Linked DNA regions of Homo sapiens: regions 1, 2 and 3 are each linked to region 4. The links are chromatin contacts, found by Hi-C or POLR2A ChIA-PET in ENCODE. All regions are on one chromosome and are shown on one strand. The core of a region is the stretch at or near the end of the contact, and the rest is flanking DNA. Distances in the headings are between cores, read along the strand shown.

Region 1 (5,187 bases), core at 1,422-3,921, 1.2 Mb after region 4:
GTGTAGCATCTCCCCCCTCACTCCCTCTTGCTCCTAATCCCGCCATGTGAGATGCCTCCCTCCCCCTTTGCCTTACACCATAACTGGAAGCTTCCTGAGGTCTCCCCAGAAGCAGAAGCCACTATGCTTCCTGTATAGCCTGCAGAAGCATGGGTCAATTAAACCTCTTTTCTTTAGAAATTATCCAGTCTCAAGTATTAGTGCAAGAATGGACTAACACAGAAGGGAACATGAACCCTTTGACAGGAACACAGTGTCTTATTCATCTTGGTCTTATGAACACCTGTACACAGATCTGAATAGAAATGGGCTATGAGCTGCTTTTGGCCCAGGTGACAAGGGATTGTGGTGCCTCCACCTCACGCTGCTACCATTCTCCGCAGAGGACCACGCCACAGATGGTGTTTTTGAGAATAAGAAAGGCTAAAGAGAGTTTAGGATCACAAGACAGGTTTTAAGAAAACCAATACATTTCCTGAGTATCCCTCCCAGTTATTTTCTTTTTTTTTGAAACGGAGTTTTGCTCTTGTTGTCCAGGCTGGAGTGCAAAAGCACGATCTTGGCTCACCGCAACCTCCACCTCCCGGGTTCAAGTGATTCTCCTGCCTCGGCCTCCTGAGTAGCTGGGATTACAGGCATGTGCCACCACCCCGGCTAATTTTGTATTTTTAGTAGAGATGGGGTTTCTCCATGTTGGTCAGGCTTGTCTTGAACTCCTGACCTCAGGTGATTCGCCCGCCTGGGCCTCCCAAAGTGCTGGGATTACAGGCCTGAGCCACCACGCCCGGCCCCTGTTATTTTCACACTAATATTTTATTTTCTTCACAGCACTCATCACTATCAGGTGCTCTTTTATTAGCTTACTTGTTTACTGTCTATCTCCTTCCACTATGACTTAAACTCTCAAAAGTCTAAAGACCATATCTCCTTTATTCATCACTGTATATTCGCATCACCTAGAACTATCTGGGAACACAGGGGTCACTTAGCACATGTGTTAGAAGAACACTGAATGAATTAATGTGCACATTTTCCTAAGATTTTATTTCACTATTTATTTTGAGACGGAGTTTCACTGTGTTGCCCATGCTGAAGTGCAGTGGTGCAATCTCGGCTCACTGCAAACTCCACTTCCCGGGTTGAGGCGATTCTCCTGCCTCAGCTTCCAGAGTAGCTGGGATTACAGGCACGTGCCACTATGCCCAGCTAATTTTTGTATTTTTAGTAGAGACGGGTTTCGCCACGATGGCCAGGTTGGTCTCGAACTACCTACCGATCCACCCTCCACTGCCTCCCAGAGTGCTGGGATTACAGGCATGAGCCACCGCGCCTGTCCCAATATTTTATTTTTAAAGAACAGATTTGGATGCTCTTATATGCATAAGTACTTGAAAACACAAAATAATTCAAGTATTTTAACATAATTCAAAAACTACGATCTTTTTAGAATCAGCAACACCTAAGGCCCCAAATGATCCCTTCTCCACATCACCACTGGCTGTTATTGATAGCGGAACAAGCTATCCCATCAGGTGAGAGTGGATAAGATGTAGTGCAAAGAGCAAGTTAGATCAGAAGACTGAGCTCTTCATGCCTTTGCTTATTGGGGTGCGAACCTGATCAAGACACTTAATGCTACAAGCAGCTCAGCTTCACCATCTGAGAAGATAACCTACCTTAGAAAATGGATGTTTAATTCTGATAAAATGGGTGTTTAAGAGCTTGGCAAACTATCCAGCACGGTGAGGAGGGGTTACGTTTATCAGCTGTCAAGGTTGAAGCAGGAGGGCAAACCACCTCTCCCCATATGAGAGCTCCTCCCAAAAGGCGCCAAGTAGTACCAGAGCACCTGCTTCTCCCCTGACAAAGGCTGATGTTACAGAAAGAACTTTGGTCTGGGAGGCAGACAACCTGGGATCTAAACCCAGTTTGCAACTGAGATGGCACGTGAGACAAAGGGTTGGACTCTCAGATCTCTGGGGGCCCTTCCAATGTTGACATCCCAGGATCTCGTGTGGTCCCAACCAAACTCCCACTCTTGCTCCCAGACCCAGCAGTATGTCTGGAATATGGTAAGCGACCAGTAAGCATTTGCTCAATGAGAGAATAAACCAGTGAATTAATAAAAATGTCTCCTCAGATCCGATAAGGGGCTCCCTCTTCTACACACTCACAGCTCGAGTCTCCCAGCCACTTGCCCTTTCCTGCTGGCCTACAACTCTCTCCCTGGCTACACCAGGTGTATTGAGAGCAGGGAGCGTGTCCCAGCCGTGTGCACAAACTGGCACTACATGGATGGCGGGGTTCTGGTGACTGGGCGAGGCGTGCGGGCCAGACCCGAGGAAAAGGCTTGCTGCGCGTTGGGGCCGGAGGCTAGCCCGGCCCGACTCCGGCTCTCCCTGGGCCCTCCTCGTCCCCAGGCGGATGCCGGAAGAGACTCACGTGAGCACCGGGATGGGCGTCCACACCACGCAGTAGGGGAAGCGACTCCGTTCCACATCCATGGCGACGCCGCCGGAGCCTTGATATTGCTTCATGTCCGTCTCGGCCGCCGTCGGCGCCTCCACTTCCGCCATCCTGGGCGGGGGTGGCGGCGGCGGCAACAAGAGCAGAGAACTCCCTTCCGCTTCCGCCATGCGGCGCGCGCCCCGCTCCGACTGGCCCCGGCTCTGGTGCCGCTCGTCCCCATGGCGTCACTTCCCGGAGATGGGGTCCGCCCCGCTTGGCCTTCCCCCGGGAATCCGAGCCGCGTTCCTCTGGGCCCGGCCAGCCCCGCCCCACTCCCTATGCGCCTGCCAGCCCCGAGTCTTTGCCGCTTATGCCCCGCGGCTGCAGAAGGGATGCTCTCAGGCAGTTCGCAGTCTAGCGCCGGAGACTTATAGAGAACTCTAATTCAGTACGCTGAGGGCTCCTAGGAGGTGTGGTACAGTCGCTATTTATTGAGCACTTCTTAGGTGCCAAGCACTTGACATGAATTGTTTCTAATCCCCATAAACTAATTAGACATCCAAATTAGGTATTCCCTCCTGTTACAGGTGAGAAACTGAGGTTCAAAAGGTGAGAGACCACGATGCAAACCCAAGTCTTTTTTTTTTTTTTTTTTTCTGAGGCGGAATTTTTTCTCTTGTTGCCCAGGCTGGAGGGCAATGGCACAATCTCGGCTCACTGCAACCTCCACCTCCCAGGTTCAGGCGATCCTGCCTCGGCCTCCCGAGTAGCTGGGATAACAGGCGCGTGCCACCACGCCCGGCTAATTTTTGTATTTTTAGTAGAGGTGGCGTTTCACCATGTTAGCCAGGATGGTCTCAAACTCCTGACCCTGTGATCCGCCCGCCTTGGCCTCCCAAAGTGCTGGGATTACAGGCGTGAGCCACCGCGCCTGGCCCAAACCCAAGTCTTATACCTCCCTTGCCCTTTTCATTCTGTGGCCCTCTCACGAGGTAGTGGTAGCATAAAGGAAGACACACACAGTTGTGTGTGCGCACGTGTGTGTGTGTGTGTGTTTTATTGTATATACAGGGAAGACTTGCTGGAAGATAGGATATTATTGAGTTGAGTCTTGATGTTTGCCATGTGGCACAGGAGTGGAAGTATGAGTGCAGCGGTACAAAGAAAGGAAGGCCGTGCAGAGCAGTGTGTGCAAGAGTGTGAATACTTACTGGAGTAAATCATAAGCCTTAGATGTGATCCAATCCCTTCATTGTACAAATGGGAAAACGGGCTCAGGGAAGTTAATTGTTTGAGATCACACACAACCATAATTAGAGAGAAGCCAGGCTCAAATGTTGGAGACTTTTGGCTTTTTAAAGGATGTCAAGACAAAGAAAATGAAGTCTACTGGGGTCTACTGGGGTGGGGAGGGGAAGTTGGGGACAGCCCAAAGTCAGAAGGAAGGCTGCCACTAAAAATCAGCCTTAAAGAAAAAAAAAAAAGAATAAAAAGAGTAATCAGGTAAAGGAAGGTATGGACAAATGCACTCAGGAAGTTAGGAGCTTCCCATTTGGGGAAGGTCCTTCTTCCACTGAATTACCCTCCCTCAATGCTGATCTATGGAGAGCTTGCTGTCCTGTTTGTAGCACCTAATATTTTCATGTTTTTTTGTGGGGGATGTCTGTCTCTGCTATAGAACTCTAAGGTCCTTGACTTCAGTAGCTGGCACAGTTCCTGGTGCAAAGCATATGCCCACTAGATGTTTACTGATTTATTAGGTGATTGAATAAATGGATGTTTTATAAAGACCTCAGAGATTCGCAGGCATGATAATGATTACAGTGGGTTAGAAAATGATTCTAACCCACTCCAAATTCTTTGAGCACGTTTGTACCTCTCCTTGACCCCTGTGCAGTGTGTGATCCTTGAAGGGCAACAACCAGCATCCAGCACAGGGTTTGGAATAGATTAGGTGTGTAGTTTACAGTTGTTGAGAATAAATTACATGACTTCTTGATTCAATCACTGTAGTTATCTAATCTCTTCTGGACCACAGGCTGTGAGGAAGGTCTGTGCCTTAGACATCTCCCTACCATGACTGTCAGCCCATAATTCTAGCACAGGGTTGCTGGGTACCCTTTAAACATTTATTGTAGGTATTGATGAATAAACAACCAAAGTAAGTCTCTCAGGGCCTGCCACAAGTTTGGTAGTACTAATACACGTACCACATTTAATCTGCCAAACTTCAATGGCTTCCCGTTGCACTTCGTATGAAACACAAATATCTTACTATGGCTCACAAAGCCCTGCACCATCTGGACCCATGCCCCTTCCTTATTTACTATACTACAGCCATCCTGGCCTTTTCTTTCAGTTCCTCTCATGCACTCCTTCATATTCCAGGGACTTGGCACACACTGTTCCCCTCTGCCTGAAATACTACTCCTATCTACTTAAAGCGGCTAACTTTCATTCTTCCAGTCTCAGATCAAATATTACTTTCTCAGCCCATCCCTGGTCTCCCAATCTAAATGAGAAAGCCCCCATTAATCTCCTGTTCTTTTTCTTCATAGCTTCTTTGTAGCTATGTACTATTTGCCTCCCCCACTTGACTGGAAACTCTATTTGTCTTGCTAACGTGTGTATACCCAATGCCCAGTATAGTGCCTAGTGCATGGTATTTGTTTAATCAATATTTGTTAAATTGAATGAAAGGCAAATACTTACAGGCTTGGTATCACGTGCTGGTTACAG
Region 2 (5,548 bases), core at 2,255-4,754, 1.8 Mb after region 4:
GAGCCTCGGAGGGAAAAGGGAGCTGCAAACGGGCAAGTGCACTGAGAGTTGTGTGTGGGTGAGGCAGGAAGGGCAGGCACTCGGGGGAATAGGAGGAACTATTACATATCCAGATGGTTTTAGGACTTGCACATTGCCACGTTTCTCCCACTCAACTGACACAATGCTCAGTCTCCTAGTAAGGGGACACAGGGCAATACTTTGAGCTGTCCCACCCTATAAGCATCTCTGGTTACGGAACATCACAGTCTGTTGGAGAGACCACTAGCTCAGGAGTTAGGAAACATGGGGTCAAACTCCAGCCCTTCTCTATCTTGCTATGTGGCTTTGGGGATGTCACTTAACCTTTCTGGGCCTCTGCTGCTTCATGGGTAAAACAAGATCAACAGACCGTGTTTCTAAGATTCCTGACAACTTTTCAGCTCTAAAGTCTATGTCTCTGTGGTTCCAACCACATGGAGGGGCACACCTGAGAGGTGGAAAGGAGATGGGGACACTTCTTACTGCCTAGTCCAGTCATGTAGCAATAGCACATTCAGGACAAAGGATGGGAGACTGACCTGCAGCATCAGAGTCAGGATACGGCAGCTGACTGCAAACCTCAGCACCTCCTTCCGGGATGGGTCCTGGGGCCACATCCTTTCACCACCAGGAATTCAGGGGTGTTGCTACCAGGATTGAGCTCCCTCAGGCCTCTAAACCCCAAAGGAGGAAAATGTCACACATCGAGTGAAAGCAAATTCTTGAAAGCATTCGTCACTGGAACCTCCCCTCTCAGAATTACTATGACAAACTTAACCAACCACCTAACTTCCCAGATGAGGGGAAAGCATCTTGACAGCAAATGGGTTCAGTAGGTGTCACTGTGAAGCCCTGAACTGTCGTTGGTAAAGTTCCATACAGCTAAGCAAGTAGCTGGAAAGCTAAGGTCACAGAAATCTTTTAAAGCCTATTGGATGCACTTCTGCAGGAACTAAAGATCTGGGTTCAACTCCTGACTCTGTCACTTACAAGTTCTCATTAGTCCCTCTGAGCCTCAGTTCTTTATATAAAAAATGGGAGCAGACTTTTTTTTTTTCCTATCTCACAAAATTGTCATGATGGTGAAACAGACCAAAGTGTGAAGTTCTACTCAAATCTGTGTTGTGGTTGCTATTATTTGGCGTGTGCCCTTTTCCTCTTGCCCAGAATAATAAACTAGGTCCCAAACCAGAGTCCCCAAAGTGGGGCATAAAACCATACTAGAAGACCATAATGACTCCACACTCTAGCTTAGCTCTCTGATGTGTGTTCAGCTGGTCTGTTAAATTAAGTGGGGAAGGAAAAGAAAACCACCACTCAGCAGGACCTCAGCCAGCTCACACTGCTGAAACAAACTGAGGGTGAAGACAGAGTAGACTACCAGGGATGGAGAAAACTGTTATTTGCCATCTCTTTGTTGGGATGGTAGCAACGTATAAACAATCGCAAAGCCACTCCGAGGCAGGGAATGCACCTTAAGGCATCTTTTATAATTCCTTGAGCTAAAAGGAGTCATAAAGGCTCCTCAAGAACTTTCAAACACCAGCCTGGGAAATTTGAAAGGAAAGCAAAAGCATCAGAGGCAGCTCATCAATTTGGGATGAAGAACTATGCCTAAAAGGAAAAAAAAAATTTGAACTGAGAAATTTAAGGAGGACGGCTGGAAGACTCTTTTTCTTCTCTTATCTGGCGAATACCTAAAAAACCTGTATCACTTGTTTCTGGAATTCTCTGATCCTCACTAGACAGTGTGCTATGCCCTCATTACATTCTGCCCTATTGCCGTTATTGCTATTGCTTATTTAAGTTGCTAAGGGCAGGGGCTTTACATCACAACTATATCCCAGGGCCTAGAACACAAATAGGCATCTTAAACCTGTGTTCTGAATGAATGGAAGTGGTAGGGACAGGATACAGCATCAGCAGTTCACTGACTCTAGATATGAAATCAGTGCCCCAAGTATTCTTCCCATCATATCTCATGTCAAGAGCAAGACGACAAAGTCACAGAAGCCACAGGAAAATAAAATTTCCCCAGAAAGGGAGCCAAGTTGGCCAATGGCAACAGTACTCTTTCCTTGGCACAAGGGGGCGCCTGCTGCTTACTCCATCGCCAGGAGGCCTGGAGGAAGGGAGGGGCCCCCAATTCCACACCGGTTGGCTCACGAAAATTCGGTTCAAAGGCAAGCTTCTGAAAGCCCCAGACAGTAACGATAGTTTGTGAATCTAAACGTTTCCAACGTATGACTCGCTGAATCGAGAGAAATCACGGAAATGGGCATACTCAACCTCACGCGGCTACTCCTTCCCTATCCTAGGGCGAATTCACTCTTTTTTCCTCTTCCTTGGCTTCCCACGCGCATGCAGAAGAGAAGCTGGGATCAGAAAAGCACCTAACCCACCTCTGCCACTTGACCATGCTTGCATTCTTCCTTTCCTCTCTCGAGTCAAGCTCTAGCCTCAGCGACTACAGATGTGTGTAGCCCACACTTTGCTTACAGGTAAACCAAGTAAAAACAAAGCTAGTCAATTCTCCCTCTCAGCTAATTGCCCACCTCACTTCCCAACAACCCCTTTGCCAAATCACAGACTCTTAACTGGCAGGACACTTACAGATCAACTAGTTTCACTCTTCAAAAATTTTCCCGTGAGATAAATAGGCTCCAGAGATCTCATCAGACACTGTGAGGCTAGTATAATTACCATCGCCATTTTATGGATATGGAAACTGAGGCTCACTGGGGTCAAGTGACGTACCCAGGGCTACTTAAAGAGGCTGTCATGTTTTCTGCTTCTTAAACCTCACGGTACCAGCCCGCATCCCTCGCCAAAGGGTACGCGCCCTTTCCGAGCCAGGATTATGACCCAGGTCACCCAAACGCCTAGCCCAGTACTTCCATGCCGCAGCCTGCCCTTGCTAGGTATGCTTAGGGTAGTTGGGCCCTATCTGAGAATCTGGGACATCCTGTTGAACGGCAGCTCTGGACCCTCTGGGTAAGACTAACACCCCCTGCGCAGGCTGGAGAAGTCGCTCTGACCCAGGGTCCTCAGAGCCAAAGGCCTCGTGGGGGCTGCCTTCTGTCAGCCCAGCCGTGTCCGCAACCCGTTTCTGGCCGGCTCCTTTTGGACACAGTCCCTTCTGGGTACTAATCATCCACGCTCACCCCAGAGGGGCCACGGCCCAAGGACCACTCCCGAGGGAGCCTGCAGAGCCCCACCAGGCCACAGGGCCGGAAGCAGACGAGGGCGGGAGGCTGGAAAGGAAGAGGCGGCGCCCGAGGCTGCTATGGCGGAGGGGCGGGGCTCCCCGCTTCTCCGGGCGTCTGTCTCATTTCTACCGGCTTCCATTTGACAGCTTCCCTCCCGCCAGAACTCCAGGGCTCCCAAGCTGGCGCGGGGTCCTCAGCCCCTGCCCGTCCCGACCTCCCCGGCGGGGACCGAACCTCAGCTCCTCCATCCGGGGCCCACGCGGCCCGCGCCTGCGCGCTGGCTCCGCCGACGGCGTCCCCGCCCCGCTCCTGCCCGGACTTGGAGCAGCCCCGCCTCCCTGCGCGGCGGCCATGTTGACTCCGGGCGAGCGGGATGGGGGTCGCCGCTCGGCGCCTCGCCTCGTAGCACCTTCCCACCTTGGTGACACCTGAAGAGTTCTCTCGCACTTCGCTCTCCTTCAAGGCCCCCCGCCACCCCGCCTTCAAATAGTGAGCGGAGGCTGCTGTCTCAGAGTCAGTGCTCTTGCCCCAGCTCCCGCTGACGTTCACTGAGTTCCCGGTGTGGGCCGAGGCTCTTGTAGTCGGAGGCTGACCCGCAGCCTCTTCACAGAAACCAGAGCCGCGCTCTTCCTGCTGTCAGGCAACAACAGCTCAGCACAGGGCCTGACACACAATAGATGTCCTCTGAATAGCCAAAGAAAAACATTCTTGGGGTTTCTGTGGCCGGCAGCGGCACCCTGCGTCCTGGGTGTGAAGAAAGTGGGGGATCCCCCTGATTTTCCCCTCCTCTATCTACCAGAGACCTTCTGTCCTACTTTAGTCCTCAGCCCCACCTCAGGTGGCTAATGAGGATGGTGAAGAAAACCTCAGAGAACACCCTCCAGGGCTCCTTTCACCTCCCTCACCCAAGCAGTTTCTCTCATAGGAAGTGGGGCCAAAAAAAGAAGAAAAAAAAAGAGGCGAACTCAACAAAACCGTCTATTGGGGGGAGCGGCCAGTTTGTACCCTTGTAACGGAAACTGTTAGAACAACTTTGCACCCTCCTTAAAGGAAACAGATGATAAATCCTTCTCCGTTGGTGGATTTCTTGTTTCTCAGGATTCCAAAGCCTTATGTGGTTTCAGTTATCTGCCCTCCAAACGAAGCCAGGGGCCGGGTTAGCCTCTGGCCACAGCCTGGCTCAGGGAGGGGTTTATCTTCTGCAACGGCTACTCATGTGGGTGGGAACAAAGAGATGGTTGCTACCTCTCCAGGCGAAGACCAGCCCACATCAGTCTGTGGGGGCCTGGGACTGTATCTCTTGACTCTGTAACTCATTTCAGGCCCTGAGACCTAAATTGCCTTCAGATATCTGTTGTGTGCAAGGTGGAGAAAAGGCAAATCATATTTAGTCGTTGTGTGTTGGAGAAGGGGGAAAAAATGGAGTTTCATGGCCCTTCCCCCAGGTTTTTCAGTGCCACGCACTTGTTCTCAGCTCCAGAGGCCTGTGAGTAACGTGGCAAAGCCTGGGGACACACTTGTGACTGGGGCCTAAGGCTGTGACTTGAATCTCTAGAAGTCCACCATGAGGCTCCAAGCAGCACTCTCTCTGCAAAGACAAAACTGAGAAATGAACTGTCCTTGCTCTGTAAATTCACAAGGGGAAAAAAGACATGCATTCTCAGGGTTCCCTCTGTCCACATCAAATTCTCTCAAAAATCTATTTGTAAAAAGGCCAGGGGTCTCTCAAGACAAGTCAGAATGTTTTTTAAAAGCTCAGCTGTCACCCTGTAGAGGTAGAACTTTATCCAGATTTTCAGCTGTACTTTCCTGCAATTTCTCTTTTCCTTCTCTGCTACCCAACCCCCTCCTCTTCCGCTCTGTTTCCTGTTTCATTTTCTGACTTCTGCTCTGACAGGAAAACAAGGAAGCTGAATCTTGTGCTCTCAAAGCCCTGACTCCCTGGTTTCAGATTGGAAGAAGGCTAGGTGGGATAGGAGGGGATTCTGGGACTCCAAGGCTTTGAGTAGTGACGGAGGCAGCCTCTCAGTGTTCTTGTAGAGTCTGCAGCTAAGATGGAGCCTGCATCTACCCAGGGAGCCAGCTGAGCTACCAGAACTGTGGAAAGCAAGTGAGAAAGAGCCATATCCCAGGCTCCAGAAAGACTCCACACTTCCCAGCCATTTCCATTAAGAAGCACATATCCCACATCACCAAGAAACAATATCACATACAAATCCCTAACCAGAACAATGCAAGCAATGCATTACTATTCTAGAAGCTTAGGATTTAAGAGGGTTACATCATTTCTGTTCTTTGAACTTGCCTGGCTCTGCTCT
Region 3 (5,548 bases), core at 1-2,500, 1.9 Mb after region 4:
GGGAGTTCCCCCGCCGGCCGCGGAGGGGCCGCCTCCCCCCATGGCCCCGAAGCGCTGCTGAGCGAAGGACGAAGACGACGAGGAGGCGGAGGCGCTGGAGGAGGGAGGCGGCTTGGAGCCGGCAGCCGCCGCCGCGCCGGAGCCCGGAGTGCCACCTCTCGGGGAGCTCAGCGCGTAGGCCGGGGCGGGCGGGGGGTAGGCGCTGCGGTTGGGGTAGTAGGAGTTGTACTGGTGGTTGGGGAAGCCGTGGTCGTGAGAGTTCTGCTGGGGCCCCGCGTAGGGCTCCAGGCCCCCGCCGCCGCCGCTCTGCAGCGCTGCCAGGCCAGGGCTTTGTTGTCCGCCATGTTGTTGGTGGAAGACGGCGGCCGCGGCGGCGGCGACGGCAGACGGGCTCCGGCCGTAGGGTTGCCCGAAGCCGTAGGCTGGGGGCGGCAAGGCGGCCGCGGCTGAGTGAGGAGGCGCCCCCACCCCATCGCTGCTGCCGCCACCGCCGCCGCCGGGCGGCTCCGTGAGGTTATTGTTCAGGGCGGGCCTAGGGCCCGCGTTCCCGTTCGAGTTCTTCAGGTCCGGCTCCGCGCCGGGCCCGCCGCCGCTGCCGGCTCCGCCGCCGCCGCCACCCCCATTGCTCTCGGCCCCGTCCTGCAGCTCCTTTCCCAGCGGCTGCGGCGGCCCCACGGCGGGGCCCTCGCTTTCCTGCCCGGCGGCTGCCTTCATTTCCCCGCGCTCGGCCGCTGCCGCCGCCGCCGCCTCGCCCCCCGCCTCCTCCCGCTGCTGCTGCTCGGCTTTCTTCAGCTCCGAGGGCGGCGGCGGCGGCGGGTTGCCCAGGCTGCTGGCGGCGGCGGGGGCGACCTGCGCGGCCATGATCCCCGCTGTCTCGTCCGCGGAGAGACCCGGCCCTGTCTTCGTCTTCTCCCCCCCTCCCACCCCGCCCCGGGGCCCAGTCCCCCGGGCTGCCCTCCCCACCCGCCCGGGCGGGCCTCGCGGGGCTCCGCTGCTGCGCTGCGCTCGCTCCTCTCCCCCCCGCCCCGCCGGCTCAGGCTCCGGGCTGGCGGCGGCGGAGGAGGAGGAGGCGGCGGCGGCGGCCGAGGCGCCGGCGGCTCAGCTGCTCCCGGCTCTGTAGGCTCGGGACCCGGCTCTCCCGGCTCATTCCCCCCAAGCCCTTGCCTGGGAATGAGGGGGGCGGTGGAGGCTCCGCTCCCCAGGGCCTGGCCCCGCTGTGACTCTCCGCTTTCTGCTGCCGGAGAAAGGAGGAGGGAGGGAGGGAGGGAGGCGAGGGGGAGGGGGCGGGGAGGGAGGGAGGGAGCGGGGGGAGGGGGACCCGGGACGGGCGGGCTGGAGGGCGCGCGGCAGCAGCCGGGGCGCCGGGAGCCAGAGTCAGAGCGCGGGCCGAGCCCGGCGCCCTGCCTCCCCTCGCCAGCTGCGGCTTGGGTCGAGGCTGCTGCGCGGCAGCGGGCGGGCGAGCAAGCGGTCGGCCGGACTGAGCGGCTAGAGCGCCCCACTCTCCTCCGAGTCCCCCTCACTCCGACACGAGGCTCAGCACTGCCATTTTACCCAGCGCCGTCGCGGCCGCCTGGCAAACCCGGAGTGGAGAGCGGAGCGGGCGCAGGCCGTGGAACGGACTCGCTCCCTTCCCTTCACAAAGGAGGAGGGGAGAGAACAAGCCGCGGCGGCGGCAGGCCCTCAGCCGCTTTCGCTAGGCAGCGCCGCCGCCGAAGGCTTCGGAGAAAACCCGGCCCGGAGCCCGCGCATCTCTGGAGCCTGCGCCGCCTCCCTCCCGGCGTCCCTATCCAGGTCTGTCCCCTCCCGGCCGTACCGAGGGGAGCGGGCAGCGTGAACTTTACCCGCGGCTGCAAAATTGGCCAGAGCCTGAGACCGCGGCCGCCTCGGCCCAGCCCTGACCCCCTGGCAGCGGGCCCGGTCCGTTGGCTGCTGCTTAGCACCTCTACAGCACTTTTCGTCTTCAAAGCCTTCTACGGACCCCGCTAAAGACCCAACCTTTTTTACCCTCTTTGCAAGCCCGAAAGAATGACTGATCATTGTTCAGACGATTCGTTTCCCACTCGCCTGCCCTCATTAGCCGGTCCTTACAAGGCTCTGGGGGCATGAGGTCCGGATTATCCCCATTTTACAGAATTGAAAGAGAGGGGAGGGAACTGCCTGTCACTTAAAGTCAGAGGGCAGAGGAGGGTGACTTTAAAAAGAAGTGGAGTCACCAAAGCTGCCTTCGGTCTACTTGCCTTTAAAAAAAAAAAAATCAAGTTGTGAGCACATTCAACAATGGGATCAGAATATCAAAATGGATTTGAAGTCAAAACTGATCATCTCACCACTAACTTAAAATGGAGGCCACTGAAGTTGCTTTAGGAGCATAGAACAGTTACCCAGCAGGAAAACCTAAACACCGTTTCTCACTCCCTCTTAAGAAAACTTAGCCTACCATGACAAGTAGCCCCAGTCTCCAAAGACAGTACCTTCTAATACTGAAAACCCACAGAAGAGGCTCCAGGGACTGCAGGAACCTGAGTGTTCAAACCATTACAGAAGAGAGATGCAGAAAATGGAAACCATTTTCTCCTTGAAGAAAAGGCACAGTCCAACAAGTCACTTAGAAAATGGATGCTTGTCAGATTTGTTTTCTATCCTGTAGCGTAAAGATTGTTTAAAGTTTACCATTACATTCTAAGAGACCCCGATTGAGCTGGAGTTGGGTAGAAGGCCAGGTTTATCTGAAAAGATCGACATACACAGAAAGCTCCAGTGTTCTCCTGATCTACAGGCCCCACCAAATCCCAGCAGCAGCCTTTTCTTCCTCAGGCTGACTTGGAATGTTCTGATATGACAGGCTACAAAAGCCAGAGGGGATTCCAGCTCCTCACCAGACCCAAGGCTGCCTTGGGAAAGGCCCAGGCCAGTGTTCCTAGACACCAGGATCTCTTTTCCCCCTCAGATTTTGTAAAGGGAGACTTCATGGCCACAGGAGCATTATCTTAGATTATGCAGGACCCGGGAGTGCTGGCAATGTCCCTGGTCACTATGAATAATTCCAAAGCCTGAACTCATTTCTCTCCCCAAGAAAACTTACTGCATCCTACACCAGAAAGGCAAAACCTTCCTGTTAATCTAAGAGTGATGAGATTTAAAAAAAAAAAAAATCCCACAGTTTTATTCTTCTCCCCTCCCCCGGCCTCAAGCCAAGAACCAAACCAGCCTACCAAGAAGATCCGACTGACTGGTATGGGCCAGTGCCCTCTTTTCACTCACAGTCCTCAGGGGCAACAACTCTCCCCGGTGCATTAGGTCCTAGAAACCAAATTATAGGCTGCCTCATAAATAGAGCTTGGCTATTTAATCAACTGCCCCTGAGCTGGCAAACAGTCCTGAGTCCTGCACACAAATGAGGATTTTTTTACATGCCATTACTCTGCCATTTTCCTTAGAGCTGGGGTGTAATGGGAAACCTGGAGCCCAGTGAAAATCTGGAAGCTAGAATGGATTTCTCTCCAAAGAAAGCCCTCATCCCCTTTCTTCAATGGCTGTGAAATATGGAAAGCGCCAAAAATCTCCTTCCCTACACGTGGGCAAGCTGTTTTGAAAACAGTCACCATTTTTCTCTAGCAATAAGGTAAAGTGCACAAAAATCTATCCACCTGGGTTGGAGGAGATAATGTGGAATTTCTCTACTTTTTTTTTTTTTTAATTCACTAGGGTTCTCTTCCACTTTTACTTTTAGAGCCCCACACCACGATCCCAGGAAATGTTGGGCTGAGGGAACTTTTTTAGAAACTGGCCCATCAGCTTTCCCTAGGGGCAGTGGCAACGGGAAAGCGGGGGAGGGGAGGAGCTGGGCACGTGGCTGGCCCGAGCAGCGAGACCCCGGCTGGGGGCAGTGGGTCCTCCCTTCGGTGGAGTTTTTTCCCCCACGGCCCCTGCCTTTTAACCCCACACCCAGGCAGCTCAGGAATCCCGGCGCAGATTGGAGAACTAGGACTAGGACAGCGCTACCCTCGCGAAAGCACCTCGGCCAACAGCCTGATGGCAAATATGGACTGAATCGTTGACATGGAAACCGGACTAAAGTCTCGCTAGCTCTCCCTCACAGGAGAGTTCTTATCGCCGTCCCCGACCGCACGGCACTTAGCAAACGCGGACTGGATTTGAGGCCTGGAGGATCAGGCGGAGTTTCTGGGCGTATTAACTCCAGCGGCAGAGCAGCCAAGGAAGGGGGCAGGGCTGCCAGGACAAACCGGCTGAAAATGGCAGAGGATGTGCTCCCATTTTATCCGGCTGCACAGCGTGCATGGATTGGGCCCGAGGACAAGGGAACAACCTATTAAAATCCAGAGAGTCAACTGCAAAATGTGGAACCGAGGCCTGGAGGGTTTGCTAGGAGAGGGAAACGTTTGCAGGGAAGACAGCCCTTCCTTTCTCGCAATTTGCTTCCCCTAAATGTCTGAAATACAAAACTCAACAAACAAACAGAAGATCGGGCTCGGCTCCTTCCTCCACCCAATCCTTGTGGGAGAAGTCGTCTTAAGCCCAGGGACCCTAGCGAGGGTTTGCTTAGATTCCTAACTAAGGCGTGGAGAATCGCTGGAGCGCCAGGTTGTTGCCCCCACACGTTCCCGCCGCGGAACAGCAGCAGACACCCAGCAGAGCTCTCTCGAGTGCGAACTGGAGCTGCGAGTTTGAGCAAAAGGGCAACTATGTCAGTTGACGGAAGCCAGAAGCAGAGTTCAAAGCCTGGCGTGGATTTCCGTCTGGAGCTGTCTGTTCTTAAAGTTTGTAACTCCGTGTTAAGAAACAGCCCCAGCGGAGGCTTTGGGATCGGTGTGAAAGTCTAGCACTACCATCTGACAGCGAGCTGCAAAACTTTGGGCTGCATATTAAGCGAGGAAAGTGGATTGAAGCGAGAGTCAAGGCAATTCATTATGTTACCGGCTCCCATACGGGAGCTGTAAAATACGAACTGGATGCACACACGGAGAAAAATGGAATGAACTCGGAATGGCATTCAACAGCTCTTCGCGGTAAAACTGTGACTGCCAAGGATCTAGAATCCCAAAGGAGCAAACCAGGAGGCCTCAAACTTGGTTGGCACACAATAAATGCTTTTCTAGATCTTTTCCCCACTCATCTCAAACTCTTAAGCAATTTGGGGTCATTTATATTTCAGAATAAGGAACACATTTTGAGAAATGTTAATTTCTGAATGAGACTTTTTTTCCCCAAAGTAGCTGTGAAAAAAAGAGCCTCAGGCATAAGTCAGCCAGCTTATTTTGTCTCAATATAAATTAAAAATTACCCTCACCACCACCTCCACCAAAACTGAAATAAAAAATAAAATAAGTAAAAGTCCAGGCTGGTCTGGCTTGTGGCAGGTTTCAAACAAAAATAACACCCAGGGCCAGTCTAATATGAGGAAAAAGATACCAAGGCTTTCATATTCTTCTAAGTACAGCCTCACTCACCAGTCTCACTGGTGAGCTTGCTGACCAGTGAGCTTATTTTTGTGGAAAAGACTGAGTAAAGCTACTACTAATATTTTTTA
Region 4 (5,566 bases), core at 146-2,645:
ATAATGGATGTAAACTGCTTATTACTCAGCAGATCGTAATCTGACTATACTTACTGAGCATATGCTATATGCCATACACTGTCCTAATGATGAATGTGAATTAACTCATTTAATCCTCACCATAACTCTAGGAGGTAGGTGCTGTTATTTCCATTTTTATACTCAAAGTGAATGAGACAGAGCAGTTAAGTAACTTACCCAAGGTCATAGAGTAGAAATAGCTTTCAAACCCAGTCTCGCTTGAGTCCTGCGTTTTTTGTTTTTTTGTTTTTTTTTTTTTTGAGACATTGTTTTGCTCTTGTTGTCCAAGCTGAAGTACAGTGGCACGATCTCAGCTCACTGCAACCTTCGCCTCCCGGGTTCAAGTGATTCTCATGCCTCAGCCTCCGGAGTAGCTGGGGTTACAGGTGCCTGCCACCACACCCGGCTAATTTTTGTATTTTTAGTAGAGACGGGGTTTCACCATGTTGGCCAGGCTGGTCTCAAACTCCTGACCTCAGGTGATCCACCCACCTCAGCCTCCCAAAGTGCTGGGATTACAGGTGTGAGTCACAACGCCTGGCAAGTCCTACCCTTAAGCTACATGCCATCCTTCCACTCATTGGGACCTCAAAATGTTAGCTGTTATAATTTTACAGTGACTATTACTAGGGGTAGTGAGAAGCCATGACTACGATGTTTACATTCTCGTACATGACAGCTGCAACGAGATGTATTAAGAGAGACCTGAGATGAGACTTACCCAGTGAGGCGGTTTCGGATAATTTTGACGCTCATTACGGTCTCCCCCATGGTGGCAAAGGCTCTGGAGATGAAGTTCTCATCCATGTAGGGTTCCAGCTGCGTAAAAACAAGAGCACAGCGGCTCAGGCCGGCGGCCGGGCTTCCCACTCCGGGTTCCAGAGCCCCTCCCGTTCAGCCCAGGGCTGGCTACGCGCCGCTGGGGGAGCGAGGGGCGAGGTTCGCCTCCACTGAGCGGCCTGAAACCCCAGCTCTTTTGGTTCAAGCTTGCCCCGCTTTAGGGAGCCTCCCCTTGGACCTAGAAACCCCACTCCTCCGGTCCCAGAACAGCGCGCCTCAGTCCTTGGATTGCTCCCATTCTATGTCCCCAAAGCACCACCTTTCCCTCCCACGAACCCAGGTGGGGCCCCAGGACCCCTAGCCTCACGGACTCAGCCTCTTCACTTAGATGCTGGAACCCGCTTCTGTGTCACCAAAAAGAACCCCCGTCACACGTCTCCCCTTTCTGGGATCCCAAGTCCCCTCCCACTCAGATCCTTCCTCTCTCGCGAAACCGAGATGCTTCCTTGTCTTCAGACCCCGGACGGCTGCCCTCACTCACGTCGCCCATCCACAGGCTGGCCGCCATACCCGCGCACCGGGGTGGGGCTTTGCGGGCGGGGCTCTGCGGGCGGGGCTCGAAGGCCCGCGCGGGCGCCAATCCTGGCTGCGGAGACCGCTACAGAGCATGCGCCTCCGACGGCTTCTGCGCAGGCTCCCGAGCGCAGCGGCCCGGGTCGGGCAGTGTGTTCAGCTCCGGGTTTTTCCTGCAACCCACTGGGCGCTAGGCTTCCGGATCGCGGTGGGCGGAGTTCAGGCTGGAATGGGGCGGGCCAGATACCACCTGGCCCAGGCGGCTGGGTTACTTGGGTTTATTTCTGACTTTATATATTTAGAAAACAAACAAAACTACACACACACACTCGTCTGACTTTATATAGAAAACAAAACCACACACACACAGACACATATAATTACAACATTAATATATGCTCGTTAGGGCTGGGCACGGTGGCTCACGCCTGTAATCCCAGCACTTGAGGAGGCCGAGGCGGGCGGATCACGAGGTGAAGAAATCGAGACCATCCTCGCCAACAGGGGGAAACCCCCTCTCTACTAAAAGTACGAAAATTAGCGGGCGTGGTGGCGAGCGCTGGTAGTCGCAGCTACTCGGGAGACTGAGGCAGGAGAATCGCTTAAACCCAGGGGGCAGAAGTTGCAGTGAGCCGAGATAGCGCCATTGCACCGCAGCCTGGTGACAGAGCAAGACTCCATATATATACATACACACACACACACACATACACATATATATACACATATATACACATATACACACATAATACACATATACACATATATACACACATACACATATATATACATATATACACACACACACACACATATATATGTATGCTCGTTACTTGGGTTAATTTCTGACTTTACATATTTAGAAAACAAACAAGGCCGGGCGCGGTGGCTCACGCCTGTAATCCCAACACTTTGGGAGGCCGAGGTGGGCAGATCACGAGGTCAGGAGATCGAGACCATCCTGGCCAACATGGTGAAACCCCGTCTCTACTAAAAATACAGAAATTAGCCGGGTATGATGGTGTGCACTTGTAGTCCCAGCTACTCAGGTGGCTGAGACAGGATAATCACTTGAACCCGGGAGGCAGAGGCTGCAGTGAGCCGAGATCGCGCCACTGCACTCCAGCCTGGGCGACAGAGTGAGACTCTGTCTCAAATTAAAAAAAAAACAAAAAACAAAAAACATACACACGTACACACACACACAAACACACACATAATTACAACATTAATATATGCTCGTTGTAAAAAACTGCAGATACAAGTGCATCCAAAAAAGTGAAAATATCCCTCCGGACAACCCGGTTCCACTACCTCCCTATTGTTACCAGGGGTTCTTAGGCTCTCAATCCAACAGAAATTAACATGAGGCCAAAAAAGTTTTCCCAGACAAGTCTTCATTGGAGCTTATGCCTGGGTATAAGGGAGGCAGCACAAGAGAGCGAGAATTCCCTGACTCTCCGAAAAGAGCTGGTTGAGATGTTTTATTGGGCAAAGCACGGAAAGTGATATCAAGTGTAGGGTTTACAGGCTGGGCAGGACAAAGCTCATGAGGGTGGGGTATGAAGGTCAGCATATCCTGTTGTAATGATTATCTTTTTTTTTTTTTTTGAGACGGAGTCTTCCTTTGTCGCCCAGGCTGGAGTGCAATGGCACAATCTCGGCTCAGAATAGCTAGAATCTAGCCTCCTGGGTTCTAGCTATTCTCCTGCTTCACCTCCTGAGTAGCTGGGATTACAGGCGCCCACCACCAGGCACAGCTAATTTTTGTATTTTCAGTAGAGACGGGGTTTCACCATGTTGGTCAGGCTGGTCTCGAACTCCTGACCTGAGGTGATCCACCCACCTCGGCCTCCCAAAGTGCTGGGATTACAGGCGTGAGCCACCCATCGCGCCCAGCCAATGATTATCTTTAGTACTGGGCTACCTGGTAGTTTGGCTGTCAGCAACAAGGCTGTAAATGAAGTTTTCAGCATTTCTTCCTGAGATGAGACATTCCACAACCTTGGTTGGATAATTTGGATCTCCTAAGGCCAGATCCTAGAATTATTTTTATTTTATTTATTTATTTATTTATTCAGTTGGTCAGTCATTCTGAGAGAGGGTCTCTCTCTGTCGCCCAGGCTGGAGCGCATTGGCACAATCTTGGCTTATTGCAGCCTCAAACTCCCGGACTCAAGTGATCCTCCTGCCTCAGCCTCCAGAGTAGCTGGCACTACAGGTGTGCACCCCCACAGCTGGCTAATTTTTTTTTTTTTGCAGAGAGGAGAGCTCACTATGTTGGCCAAGCTCATTTTGGACTCCTAGGCTCAAGCGATCCTCCTGCCTTGGCCTCCCAAAGTGCTGGGATTATAGGTGTGAGCCACAGCGCCCAGCCTCTTTTTTCTTTTCTTTCTTTTTTTTTTTTTTTTTTTTTTTTTGTTTGAGACGGATTACAGCCACCTGCCACCATGCCTGGCTAGTTTTTTTTTTTTTTTTTTTTTTTTTTTATTTTTAGAAGAGGCAGGGTTTCACTATGTTGGCCAGGCTGGTCTAGAACTCCTGACCTCATGATCCCCCCACTGTGGCCTCCCAAAGTGCTGGGATTACAGGCGTGAGCCACCACGCCTGGCTTCTTTTTTCTGCTTTCTTTTTTTTTTGTAGATCCTGGAATTCTTTAATTAAAGGGCATGGTTACACATTATAAGAGCACAAAAGAACAATATATAATGGCTATTTTTCTTTATATGACTAAAGCCTCAGAGTTAGTGGGTATGGTGGTGTGGGTTTTTGTTTTTTCTTTTGAGACAGAGTCTCGCTCTCGCCCTGGCTGGAGTGCAGTGGTGTGATCTCAGCTCACTGCAAGCTCCGCCTCCCAGGTTCATGCCAGTCTCCTGCCTCAGCCTCCCAAGTAGCTGGGACTACAGGCGCCCACTACCATGCCTGGCTAGTTTTTTTGTATTTTTAGTAGAGACGGGGTTTCACCGTATTAGCCAGGATGATCTCAATCTCCTGACCTCGTGATCCACCCACCTCAGCCTCCCAAAGTGCTGGCATTACAGGCGTGAGCCACCACGCCCACCAATTTTTTTGTATTTTTAATAGAGACGGGGTTTTGCCATGTTGGCCAGGCTGGTCTCAAACTCCTGTCCTCAGGTGATCCATCTGCCTCAGCCTTTCCAAGTGTTGAGATTACAGGCGTCAGCCACCATGCCTGGCATCCTTATGAGAATCTAATACCTGATGATCTGTCACTGTCTCCCAACAACCCCAGAGGGGACTGTCTAGTTGCAGGAAAACAAGCTCAGGGCTCCCACTGATTCTACATTATGGTGAGTTATATAATCATTTCATTATATATTACAACGTTACATTAATAATAATAAAGTGCACAATAAATGTAATGCGCTTGAGTAATCCCCAAACCATCCCCTGTCCGTGGAAATTGTCTTCCACAAAACCAGTCCCTGGTGCCAAAAAAGGTTGGGAACTGCTGCTCTAGTCTTGGTGAGCTGAAGCCAAGCCCTGTTCTTACTGTCTCACTGTGACCCAGGGCAAGCCACTGCTCTGTGCAAGCCATTCCCTCACTCCAGGTTTACCAGTCTGAAAAACATGAGTCTTGTTGGAGCCGGAATGGGATTCTTCCTTCATTCCCATATAGGGCCCTGGGGTGGGAGGTGGGAAGAATTAAAAGGAGTGTAAATTGGAGTAACCTTGTCATCTGGCAACCAATCAGTCCCCAAGTTCTGTCACTCTATTTTTATTTATTTATTTATTTATTTTTGAGATGAAGTTTTGCTCCTGTTGCCCAGGCTGGTGTGCAGTGGTGCTATCCTGGTCACTGCAACCTTTGCCTCCTGGGTTCAAGCGATCCTCCTGCCTCAGCCTCCCAAGTAGCTAGGATTACAGGCTGGCGCCACCACGCCCAGCTAATTTTTGTATTTTTAGTAGAGATGGGGTTTCACCATGTTGGCCAGGCTGGTCTTGAACTCTTGACCTCAGGTGAACCACCTGTTTGGGCCTCCCAAAGTGCTAGGATTACAGGTGTGAGCCACAGCTCCCGGCCTCTATTTTCTTGAGTCCCACTACCCTACTCCAAATCACCTGGAGTTCTGACTAGTCCCAGAACAGTGACCTGCCCACAGTGTGCCGTCATAAACACAATTTAGATGGCTAGACAATCCAGACAGTTTAATTTTGAGATGCTCCTACT

Evidence for each region. A loop is a pair of places that touch in the nucleus more often than their neighbours do. ChIA-PET counts read pairs that join two places held with the same protein, here RNA polymerase II (POLR2A). Pooled maps may share reads with other maps.
Region 1: a loop to region 4 is called in a pooled map, with 12 times the contacts of the local background. The contact joins the promoter of TMEM222 here to the promoter of TRNAU1AP in region 4. A Hi-C loop is called at or near these places in 1 of 37 single-sample maps with no recorded cell type and 4 of 50 pooled maps. POLR2A ChIA-PET finds 5 or more read pairs at or near these places in 1 of 52 experiments (PC-9).
Region 2: a loop to region 4 is called in a map of CD8-positive, alpha-beta T cell, with 18 times the contacts of the local background. The contact joins the promoter of PIGV here to the promoter of TRNAU1AP in region 4. A Hi-C loop is called at or near these places in 1 of 168 maps with a recorded cell type or tissue (CD8-positive, alpha-beta T cell) and 5 of 50 pooled maps. POLR2A ChIA-PET finds 5 or more read pairs at or near these places in 1 of 52 experiments (T-cell).
Region 3: a map of endothelial cell of umbilical vein shows a loop between it and region 4 (9-fold over the local background). The contact joins the promoter of ARID1A here to the promoter of TRNAU1AP in region 4. A Hi-C loop is called at or near these places in 3 of 168 maps with a recorded cell type or tissue (endothelial cell of umbilical vein and naive thymus-derived CD4-positive, alpha-beta T cell), 2 of 37 single-sample maps with no recorded cell type and 14 of 50 pooled maps.

The regions. Positions count from the first base shown.
Region 1 is chr1:27,319,647-27,324,833 of GRCh38, reverse strand. TMEM222 (transmembrane protein 222) reads right to left here and starts at 2,671. Exons shown (of 6, transcript NM_032125.3): 1 at 2,443-2,671. The coding sequence starts at 2,636. It also overlaps the pseudogene ACTG1P20. RefSeq lists enhancers at 1,616-2,162, 2,314-2,663, 2,163-2,710, 2,711-3,257.
Region 2 is chr1:26,785,906-26,791,453 of GRCh38, reverse strand. It overlaps PIGV (phosphatidylinositol glycan anchor biosynthesis class V), which reads right to left and starts at 3,504. Exons shown (of 4, transcript NM_017837.4): 1 at 3,186-3,504; 2 at 561-695. The coding sequence starts at 638. RefSeq lists enhancers at 1,928-2,057, 2,865-3,064, 2,752-3,578, 3,625-4,064, 4,585-4,734 and a silencer at 3,365-3,574.
Region 3 is chr1:26,691,717-26,697,264 of GRCh38, reverse strand. It overlaps ARID1A (AT-rich interaction domain 1A), which reads right to left and starts at 1,250. Exons shown (of 20, transcript NM_006015.6): 1 at 1-1,250. The coding sequence starts at 861. LOC124900417 (translation initiation factor IF-2-like) reads left to right here and starts at 860. Exons shown (of 2, transcript XM_047439473.1): 1 at 860-1,048; 2 at 1,300-5,357. The coding sequence starts at 860. The coding sequence ends at 1,986. LOC101928728 (a long non-coding RNA gene) reads left to right here and starts at 3,134. Exons shown (of 1, transcript NR_135804.1): 1 at 3,134-5,355. RefSeq lists silencers at 1-236, 287-616, 987-1,146, 1,237-1,566 and enhancers at 545-1,480, 1,481-2,417, 4,250-4,349, 4,066-4,580.
Region 4 is chr1:28,548,914-28,554,479 of GRCh38, reverse strand. TRNAU1AP (tRNA selenocysteine 1 associated protein 1) reads right to left here and starts at 1,395. Exons shown (of 9, transcript NM_017846.5): 1 at 1,343-1,395; 2 at 743-840. The coding sequence starts at 1,369. RefSeq lists silencers at 89-383, 1,316-1,455 and enhancers at 1,606-1,665, 1,389-1,683.